Linked DNA regions of Homo sapiens: region 2 is linked to region 1. Evidence: chromatin loops called from intact Hi-C (ENCODE). Cell type or tissue: Panc1. All regions are shown on one strand. Each heading gives the region's core, and the rest is flanking DNA. Links, peaks and the distances in the headings are about the cores only. Region 1 overlaps TGFBR1 (transforming growth factor beta receptor 1). Region 2 overlaps GALNT12 (polypeptide N-acetylgalactosaminyltransferase 12).

Evidence for each region. A loop is a pair of places that touch in the nucleus more often than their neighbours do. Peaks named below come from ENCODE experiments on the same cell type or tissue, not always from the same donor. Only the 100,000 strongest peaks of a DNase experiment are listed, where the experiment ranks them.
Region 2: it touches region 1 in a loop (7-fold over the local background); 76 of 110 quality-filtered maps call a loop at or near these places.

Annotation. Positions count from the first base shown.
Region 1 is chr9:99,138,812-99,143,208 of GRCh38, forward strand. It overlaps TGFBR1 (transforming growth factor beta receptor 1), which reads left to right. Exons shown (of 9, transcript NM_004612.4): 5 at 3,725-3,892. Among named protein-coding and RNA genes, the nearest start is that of TGFBR1, 36 kb to the left of the region's middle. In Panc1, for the core only: CTCF peaks have their summits at 2,096 (motif pointing left) and 2,298; a DNase peak (open chromatin) is centred at 2,080.
Region 2 is chr9:98,846,923-98,851,319 of GRCh38, forward strand. GALNT12 (polypeptide N-acetylgalactosaminyltransferase 12) reads left to right here. Exons shown (of 10, transcript NM_024642.5): 10 at 2,030-3,159. The coding sequence ends at 2,170. Among named protein-coding and RNA genes, the nearest start is that of GALNT12, 41 kb to the left of the region's middle. RefSeq lists an enhancer at 1,725-2,019. In Panc1, for the core only: CTCF peaks have their summits at 1,811 (motif pointing right) and 2,018; a DNase peak (open chromatin) is centred at 1,769; H3K4me3 peaks cover 416 bases.

The DNA of each region.
Region 1 (4,397 bases), core at 270-4,269:
TTTTTGAGATGGAATCTCGCTCTGTAGCCAGGCTGGAGTACAGTGGTGCAATCTCGGCTCACTGCAGCTTCTGCCTCCTGGGTTCAAGTGGTTCTCCTGCCTCAGCTTCTCGAGTAGCTGGGACTACAGGCGTGCACCACCATGCCCAGCTAATGTTTGTATTTTTAGTAGAGATGGGGTTTCACCATGTTGGCCAGGTTGGCCTCCATCTCTTGACCTCGTGATCCACCCACCTCACCCTCCCAAAGTGCTGGGATTACAGGCATGAGCCACTGTGCCCAGCCCCCACGATTCCTATTTTTACTGCCTCTGTCAGAGACTTGTGTTTCAGCTCCACTCTTGTCATCCCTACCCCTGAATCAAATGTATTTCCCAGCTTTCCTATTTAAAAAAAAAAAAAAATGCTGTCATTATCTCTTAGCTTGGCCAGACCTGTAGTCATCTTTTTCCTTCTCCCACCTTCCATTTACTTCAGCAATATTTATTTATTCAAATATTAACAGTGTTTAACCTCAGTTGGTAATTATGGGTGATTTTTATTATTTTTCTTTTAGCTTCTCTGGGTTTTCAAATTTATTTACAAGCATGTACTGCTTTTTTTTGTTATTGACTTTTATTTGTAGAAAATTTCCAATATGTAGAAAAGCAGAGTAGTTACAGTGATCCCTCATCGTCCAGCTTCAACAGTTGTCAGGTCACTGCCAATCATAATTGATGTCTGATCCCACCTACTCTGCCCTAACTGTGTTATTTGAAGCTGGTCCCAGACAATATGTTTTCATCTGTAAACACTTATAAAATGTAATTTGTATCTTCAAATGATGAGGAAATGTTTTTATGAAACAACCACACTACCATTGTCAGTTTTTTAAATGTTATCAAATATCCAGTTAGGTTCAATTCTATAATTGTCTCCTATTAAAAAAATTATTTATTCAAATTATGATTCTAAGTCCACAAGTTATATTTAGTTGATATTTCTCTTATGTGTCTTAAAATTTAGGTCCCCCCTTCATCTTTTTTCTCCTCTCGCAGCTTATTTGTTGAAGAAATTGGATTGTTTATCCTGAAGGGCCTATCACATTCTGGATTTTGCTGATTGCATTTCCATAGTGTCTCTTAACTTGTTCTTCTATCTTTTCTGAAAACTGGTAGTTAGATTTAGAAGCTAAACCTAATTGGAGTTTTATTGGTTTTCTCAAAATACATACTAAGGATATTATATACATCCTATTGCATCATATGTGGAGGTGTATAGTGTTTGATTAAGACGGGGCAGTGAGGTATATGATGAATGTAGGTAGCGATTATCAGTGGCACCTGACAATGTAATACCTCTTAAGTTAAAAACAAAACAGGCCGGGCACAGTGGCTCACGCCTGTAATCCCAGCACTTTGGGAAGCCAAGGTGGGTGGATCACGAGGTCAAGAGTTCAAGACCAGCCTGGCTGGCCAAGATGATGAAACCCCATCTCTACTAAAAATACAAAAAAATTAGCCAGGCATGATGGCAGGTGCCTATAATCCCAGCTACTTGGGAAGCTAAGGCAGAGAATTGCTTGAACCTGGGAGGTGGAGGTTGCAGTCAGAGCTGAGATCGCACCACTGCACTCCAGCCTGGGCGACACAGGGAGACTCTGTCTCAAAAAAAAAACAACAACAAAACAAAACAAAACAAAAAATAGTAATCAGTCTGACCAAATCCTTAGTTCTCATTTTCGTTTCTGCCTTTATCACCATTTATTTCCTCCCCCAACTCTTAAAACAACCTTTTCTTTATTTACTGTGTTTGATGACCCTAGACTTTCCTTGTTCCTTCTTACTTCTTCATAGTTGTCTTTGTTTTCTCAACTCTTACTCTTCTCACTGGTTCATATGAAGGTACTGATTTTATAAGTGGTAATTTCTTCCTTAAGAACATAGCCACATTCATGGTTTCAAACTCTACCATGTTGGCAACTCTCAAATCTCCATTTGAAAGCTTAAACCTCACCCAGGGTCTGGATTTTGTCACATTCCAAGTTACAAACACAGCAGCACAAAATGTTGGTGAGTCTGTGCCCTGAACTTCTAACCAGGCTGATGCTGTCATCTGGTGGTCACCATGGGAACTAGCTGACCCTACTGGCTCTTCCCTACTCCCCTTCTTTCTTCTTTGTCAGGGGTTAATGTACTTTCTCTGAGCCTAGCCCCTCCACCTCAGTTCCTTTATCTTCTCCTGATTTAGTTAATTCCACCCCCGGCAGCCCTTTATATTTATGGCCCCTTACATATAACCTTCCTTCTATCTTGTCCATAACCTGTGGTTTCCCTTTCTTCCATCTGCCTGTCTTCCACTTTGTTTCTTGTATTTGTGAGCTTTTCAAAATTCAGTAATGGTTAAGAGGCATGCAAATAAGCTAGTGATGTGCCTATATCAAGGAAAAGCAAGGGTGCGAGTTTGGTCAGAATCAGTTTATAAAGTTCATGAAGAACAAATTAATACTAAGTCCTTTTAAATGTACCCAGAAATCTCCTCCAGAATCTTCTGAAAAGTTTCTATTCCTTTCTTAATCTCTTCTAATCAGAGTTGGTTTTCTTCTTCAACCAAATACCTTCAAAATAGAAGCTGTTTCATGTCAATATGGATTTTTTCTTTTGGTTTACAACCAGCAGGGAAAGAAAGAGCACAGTTTATGTACTTCTTACCTAAAGAATCTAGCATTCCGTTTTTTAAATCTTAACAGTCTTACAAAGTAAGACTTTATTCTTGTATAAAAGGAGAAACAGGCTCCTTGTCAGTAACAGGCAGGCCGTGGATTCCAACCAGGTTAGAATGACTCTAAGCGTCCATCTTTTACTGGATTGTGCTGTCTCCTAATGTTGTAATGCTTTTTTTCTTCATGGCTTAATTAAGCATGTGGTTTTCCAGCTACTTCTAGGTTAAATTAGATTGTCGTGGACCAGTCTAGCTTAGGAGCCTAGCTAGTGTCTTTACCATTATTCCTATGAGAAAACATGTTTTAAACTCGTGTTTTGGCTTACAGAGGAAATTTTGGAACCCACGTTCCTCGTTGTTTGAGTTTAGTCCCAGCTTTTCCAGTTTTGCTCCTGACATTTCAGTTCCTATTTCAGCTTCCCCATGTGTTAGAGGTATCACTATTTCTGTTTTTCTAAGCTAGCAACCTTGGAATCATAATCATCTTGTCTTGCGTCTTTGTGAACTGTGTACACAATCTGTCACTAAAGCTTGTCATTTCTTGTTGAAACTCACTTTCAGTTTTGTCCCATACTCTTCCATTCCCACTGTGGCCACACTGGTCTCCGGAGACTTCTCACCTCCTTGCTTCCCTCTCTGTTCCTTCCTTTTTTTTAACCTTCTCTCCTTCCAGGAACAGCCACTGAGCACCCAACCCGACCCAGAGATTTTTCTAGGCACTTAAGAGTGCCAGCTCTGATACCAATTATCTGTGAAGACTCAAAAAAGTCACCATCTTTGTCTCTTAAATGGGATTAATTATACTTGCCTTATCTCAAGAAGAGGGGCTTACTCTGAGGAACTAAAGGATGTGTACATAAAAGTATAAAACAAACAATGTAGAAGAAAATGTGAAGGAAATACAGACTTAAGGTGGCATTATATTGCAGTGTGTGACTCAGGATTGAGAGTAAAAAGTAATAACCATTGAACAAATAAATCATAAATGGTCTGCAGCCCAACCGAAATGTTAATTCTGTTTTACAGACAATGGTACTTGGACTCAGCTCTGGTTGGTGTCAGATTATCATGAGCATGGATCCCTTTTTGATTACTTAAACAGATACACAGTTACTGTGGAAGGAATGATAAAACTTGCTCTGTCCACGGCGAGCGGTCTTGCCCATCTTCACATGGAGATTGTTGGTACCCAAGGTAATTCTATAAGCAGTTCTATTATTTAAGCTTTAAATTTTCATGAATAATGTCTATGAAAATAGAAGGTGGAGGCTGGGCCTGGTGGCTCATGCCTATAATCCCAGCACTTTGGGAGGCTGAGGTGGGCAGATCGCCCGATCTCAGGAGTTCATGGCCAGCCTGGGCAACATGACAAAACCGCATCTCTACCAACATACAAAAAATTAGTCGGGCATGGTGGCATGCACCTGTAGTCCCAGCTACTCAGGGGGCTGAGGTAGGAGGATTACCTGAGCCTGGGAGGTCGAAGCTGCAGTGAGCAGACATCATGCCACTGCACTCCCAGCTGAGTAATAGAGAGAGACCCTGTCTCAGAAAAAAAAACAAAAACAAAAACAGTAGGTGGCCTAACTGGAGATATTTAAAACAAATTTTTTAGATGAGAACATTTTATCTTTCAGTTCAAAATTTCAGGTAGAGCTAGGAATCTGGAAATTTGTTTAGAGATTCTCTAGTCGTTGTA
Region 2 (4,397 bases), core at 109-4,108, 290 kb before region 1:
AGAAATATTCTTTGGAAACTATAAAGCTCGATAGAGATTAGTTGTTGCTTGTGGTATTATAACCAAGAAAACACCTCTGATAGAGTAGTCTCCCTGGATAGTCACAGTTGATTTGAAACTGAGGGTTACCTCAGACCTGAGGGTGCTGGCCCCACCACACTTGCAGTCAGCTTGCATCAGGACTTGTAAATCGATCATATCCTTTGACTCACTAAAAAGCATGTGAGGGAATAAATCCAAAGAAAATCATTTGAAAGAAAAAAATTCATTGTTTTTTATCTCCCTGGGCAGCTTTCACTCCCAATATACTGCTTATAAATGGGTTTATTCTAAAGATGATTAAAAGCTGGAATATGTTTTCCTGCAGAAAAATGTTGTCACTAGCAATGACATTTGCAGGCTGCCCAGAAAAGCCACACACCATGGTGTTACCTATTGAATACAGGAAAATAAGAAGGAAAAATACTTCTGCACACCCCAGACGTCTCTGATCTTCTTGAATGTCCTCCTCTTCCCATCTTTCTCCCAACCAGAAGCCATTGTAAGCCCTCAAGGAATGGTAGTGGACACTAGAAACAATAAAATCAGTTTGACATATCAAAAATTTTATCTTAAATTTCAGTGACCATTTAAGGAAAAGGAAGTTTGTTCAGGAGGCTGGGAAGAAGGATACTGAATTGGATTTTTTACCTTTCTTCAGGACGCTTAATACTTTGATTCATATGTGAAAAGGATACAGCTTGATTTATTATATTTCATCAGTCATGCCCTAAATATATATATATAAAACAAATATATATTGAACAGAAACATATGTGAATTCTGAAGGAAATGTCCCCACTTATATTCACTAGACCATAATAGAAAGCTTAGTTCTTAGGGCTGGATCTTTTTTTTTTTTTTTTTTTTTTGAGACGGAGCCTTGCTCCACCAAGGCTGGAGTGCAGGGGTGCAATCTCAGCTCACTGCAACCTCTGCCTCCTGGGTTCAAGCGATTCTCCTGTCTCAGTCTCCTGAGTAGCTGGGACTACAGGCGCCCGCCACCACGCCCAGCTAATTTTTTGTATTTTTAGTAGAGATGGAGTTTTGCCATGTTGGCCAGGCTGGTCTTGAGCTCTTTGGCCTCAAGTGATCCACCTGCCTCAGCCTCTCAAAGTGCTGCGATTACAGGCGTGAGCTACTGTGCCCAGCCTTGTATTTTCTTATGTAGGCCTAAAAACCTCTGAAATGTCATTTCTTGGATTCTACAAAACATGAGTTTGGATTTTTTTGAATGAAAAAAGTTCCATTTAGTGAACAGCACATCACAAAGGTTTTTCACTGATGTTGTTATTCACTCTGCCTGTTTGCTGCTCAGCCATGATTAAGTTCGTTGCATACAGCTTATAACAGAGAGGCAGAGGGAAAAGATAAACACCAGGCCTGAGAGAGAGACTTGCTGAGATAATTGAGCAAGGGCTGGCAGAAAGGAGAGAAGCAGGAGGTCATTAAAGAAGACCATCGTCTTTGGGGTTTGGGAATTGGCACAAGGCATATAACCCACTGATTCTCTGATGTGTGACAGGTGAGTAGCTCAGGCCAAGTGACTGGCTTCCTCATCCATCTGGTCTGTGGCTGAGCTGGGACTACAGCCAAGTTTCCACACTCTGTTTAAATACCTAAGAGAAAGAGATCACCCTGCACGGAATGAGTTGACCTAAGAGGAGTGAAAGAGATAAACAAAGGATCTTTGTTCCTGATTTCCCTGAAGGAAGCCAAATGCAATAGGGAGATGTAGGGTATGACACATGCCCAGAGCAGCCAGCAGGTGGCACCATCGGTCCTGTGAGAGGCAAGCGGGACGCAGCCTGTACAAGCCTGGTGCTGTGTCCCCGGGACAGTCCTGAGTTGCTGCGTTACACGGAAGACACTTACCCCTCAATAAATATTTCTGAAATGGTAAAAATCAGACCCTGATCTCTTTAAAACATGTCTTTAGGAAAAAGAGACTTTTCTGATGACTTGCCTGTCATTCTGTTATCTTTTGTAGGATGGATCTTTATTTCACGAACAGTCCAAGAAATGTGTCCAGGCTGCGAGGAAGGAGTCGAGTGACAGTTTCGTTCCACTCTTACGAGACTGCACCAACTCGGATCATCAGAAATGGTTCTTCAAAGAGCGCATGTTATGAAGCCTCGTGTATCAAGGAGCCCATCGAAGGAGACTGTGGAGCCAGGACTCTGCCCAACAAAGACTTAGCTAAGCAGTGACCAGAACCCACCAAAAACTAGGCTGCATTGCTTTGAAGAGGCAATCATTTTGCCATTTGTGAAAGTTGTGTTGGATTTAGTAAAAATGTGAATAAGCTTTGTACTTATTTTGAGAACTTTTTAAATGTTCCAAAATACCCTATTTTCAAAGGGTAATCGTAAGATGTTAACCCTTGGTATTTAGAAAATTAAAACCTTATAATATTTTTCTATCAAGATGTATATTTTACAGTCGTGCCTTTTACTCTCATTAGCAAAAAAGATAAAGATTTTATTTTGGTATTTACAAGAATTCCCAGGTACGAAGATATCTGCATGGGTGGAAATCAGGTTCAAGCAACGTACTTTGCATTAACTGATAATACCTCAGCTGCGGGGTTAAAGTTTTCCCAGTATAGAGAGACTGTCACTAGGAACATTGTATTGATTTATTCAGGTCATTGAGATCTTCTAGATGTATTTTAAAAAGAATGCTTTTTGGTTATGTGTTGCTACCACAGTTAACACTCCATAATGTTCATGTCAGCCAAAGAGGACTAACCAAAGCTGAAATCTCAGAGAACAATTTGCTTTACTAAGCTGAGTCAACTTGAGAGCGAACTTCTAACAATGCCGCACTGTAGTGTGGCTGGTTCTACCACTATGACTTTAAAACATGTTTATATCATTTTTAATTTTTATGATACGGTAGTGTCAGGGAGAAATGTAATGTTCTATATGAAATTCCTTTTTCAAGTTTGTTCATTAATAACAGTTATTAATTTAAATCAGCGTTAGAGTTTGTGCTGCTGCAACTGCTGTGAAAATTTCTCTGAGTAATTCTGATTTGTGAATGATCCCAGACCAACCCTGAGATTTTGTCAACCTGATTAAGTCAATATGAATGATTAAAAAGATGTGAGAACACTGACTGCAGATCTTTTTGTACTGTAAACCAAAAATAAAATTCTAGGGCCGGGTGCGGTGGCTCACGCCTATACTCCTAGCACTTTGGGAGGGCAAGGAGGGCAGATCACTTGAGGTCAGGAGTTCGAGACCAGCCTGGTCAACATGGCGAAACCCCGTCTCTATTAAAAATACAAAAATTAGCTGGACGTGGTGGCATGCGCCTGTAATCCCAGCTACTCCGGAGGCTGAGGCAGAAGAGTCTCCTGAACCCAGGAGGCGGAGGTTGCAGTGAGCCAAGATCGCGCCACTCTACTCCAGCCTGGGCGACAGAGCCAGACTTTGCCTCAAAAAATAAAAAATAAAATTCTGGGGTCCCCCATCTGATTGAATGGACTCCTCTCTTGGCCAAGAAGATCCCAAAAAAACCTGAACCTAGTTCAGAACTGAAAAACTAGTTCAGGCCATGATGAGAAGGGAGCAGTATCCAGACAAGCCTCATTACCCTCTCCTCCCTTTGGAGTTTAAAGACAACTGACTGGCATTCACGTTAAAACAGATCTCTTAAGATGGACCAAACAGACTCTTTGTAGCAACACATACCAAATTCCAACCTGACTGGTATAACATCCTATGACCCTGAAGGAAATCCAAGTATTTTGCCACAAAATATATTTCTTTAACATATTCTGAAATGGCCCTGCAAAGCTGTCTCTTGCGGGGGAAATTTACATTCTGTAGAGAATCTCCTTCCCTAACTAGGTCTTTTCAGGAGAGTCTGACACTTTTTAAGGTCTGATAAGAGACCTTCACATCTATTTTCTCTGAAGCCTGCTACCTGGAGCTTCATCTACATAAGAACCTTGGCTTCCACCCACCATCCCCCCCACCCCACCCCACCCCACCCCACCCCTTACTTAGTTCAGCTGACTTGGACTCTTCAGGCAGAGCTTAACTCTTTCAACCAATTGCCAATCAGGAAATCTTCGCATTCGCGTGTGACCTGGAAGCCCCGCCCCCCGCCCCCTTCTTTAAGATGTCCCGCCTTTCCAGGCCAAACCAAGTTATGTCTGCCTGTAACTTCTGTTTCCCTAAGATGTGTAAAATCAAGCTGTAACCAACCACCTTGGGCACATATTCTCAGGACCTCCTGAGGTTGTGTCACAGGCCATGATCCTTAACCTTGGCAAAATAAACCTCTGAATGGATTGAGACCTGTCTCAGATAGTTTTTGGTTTACAGGACCAATCAGATGGGAGCGAT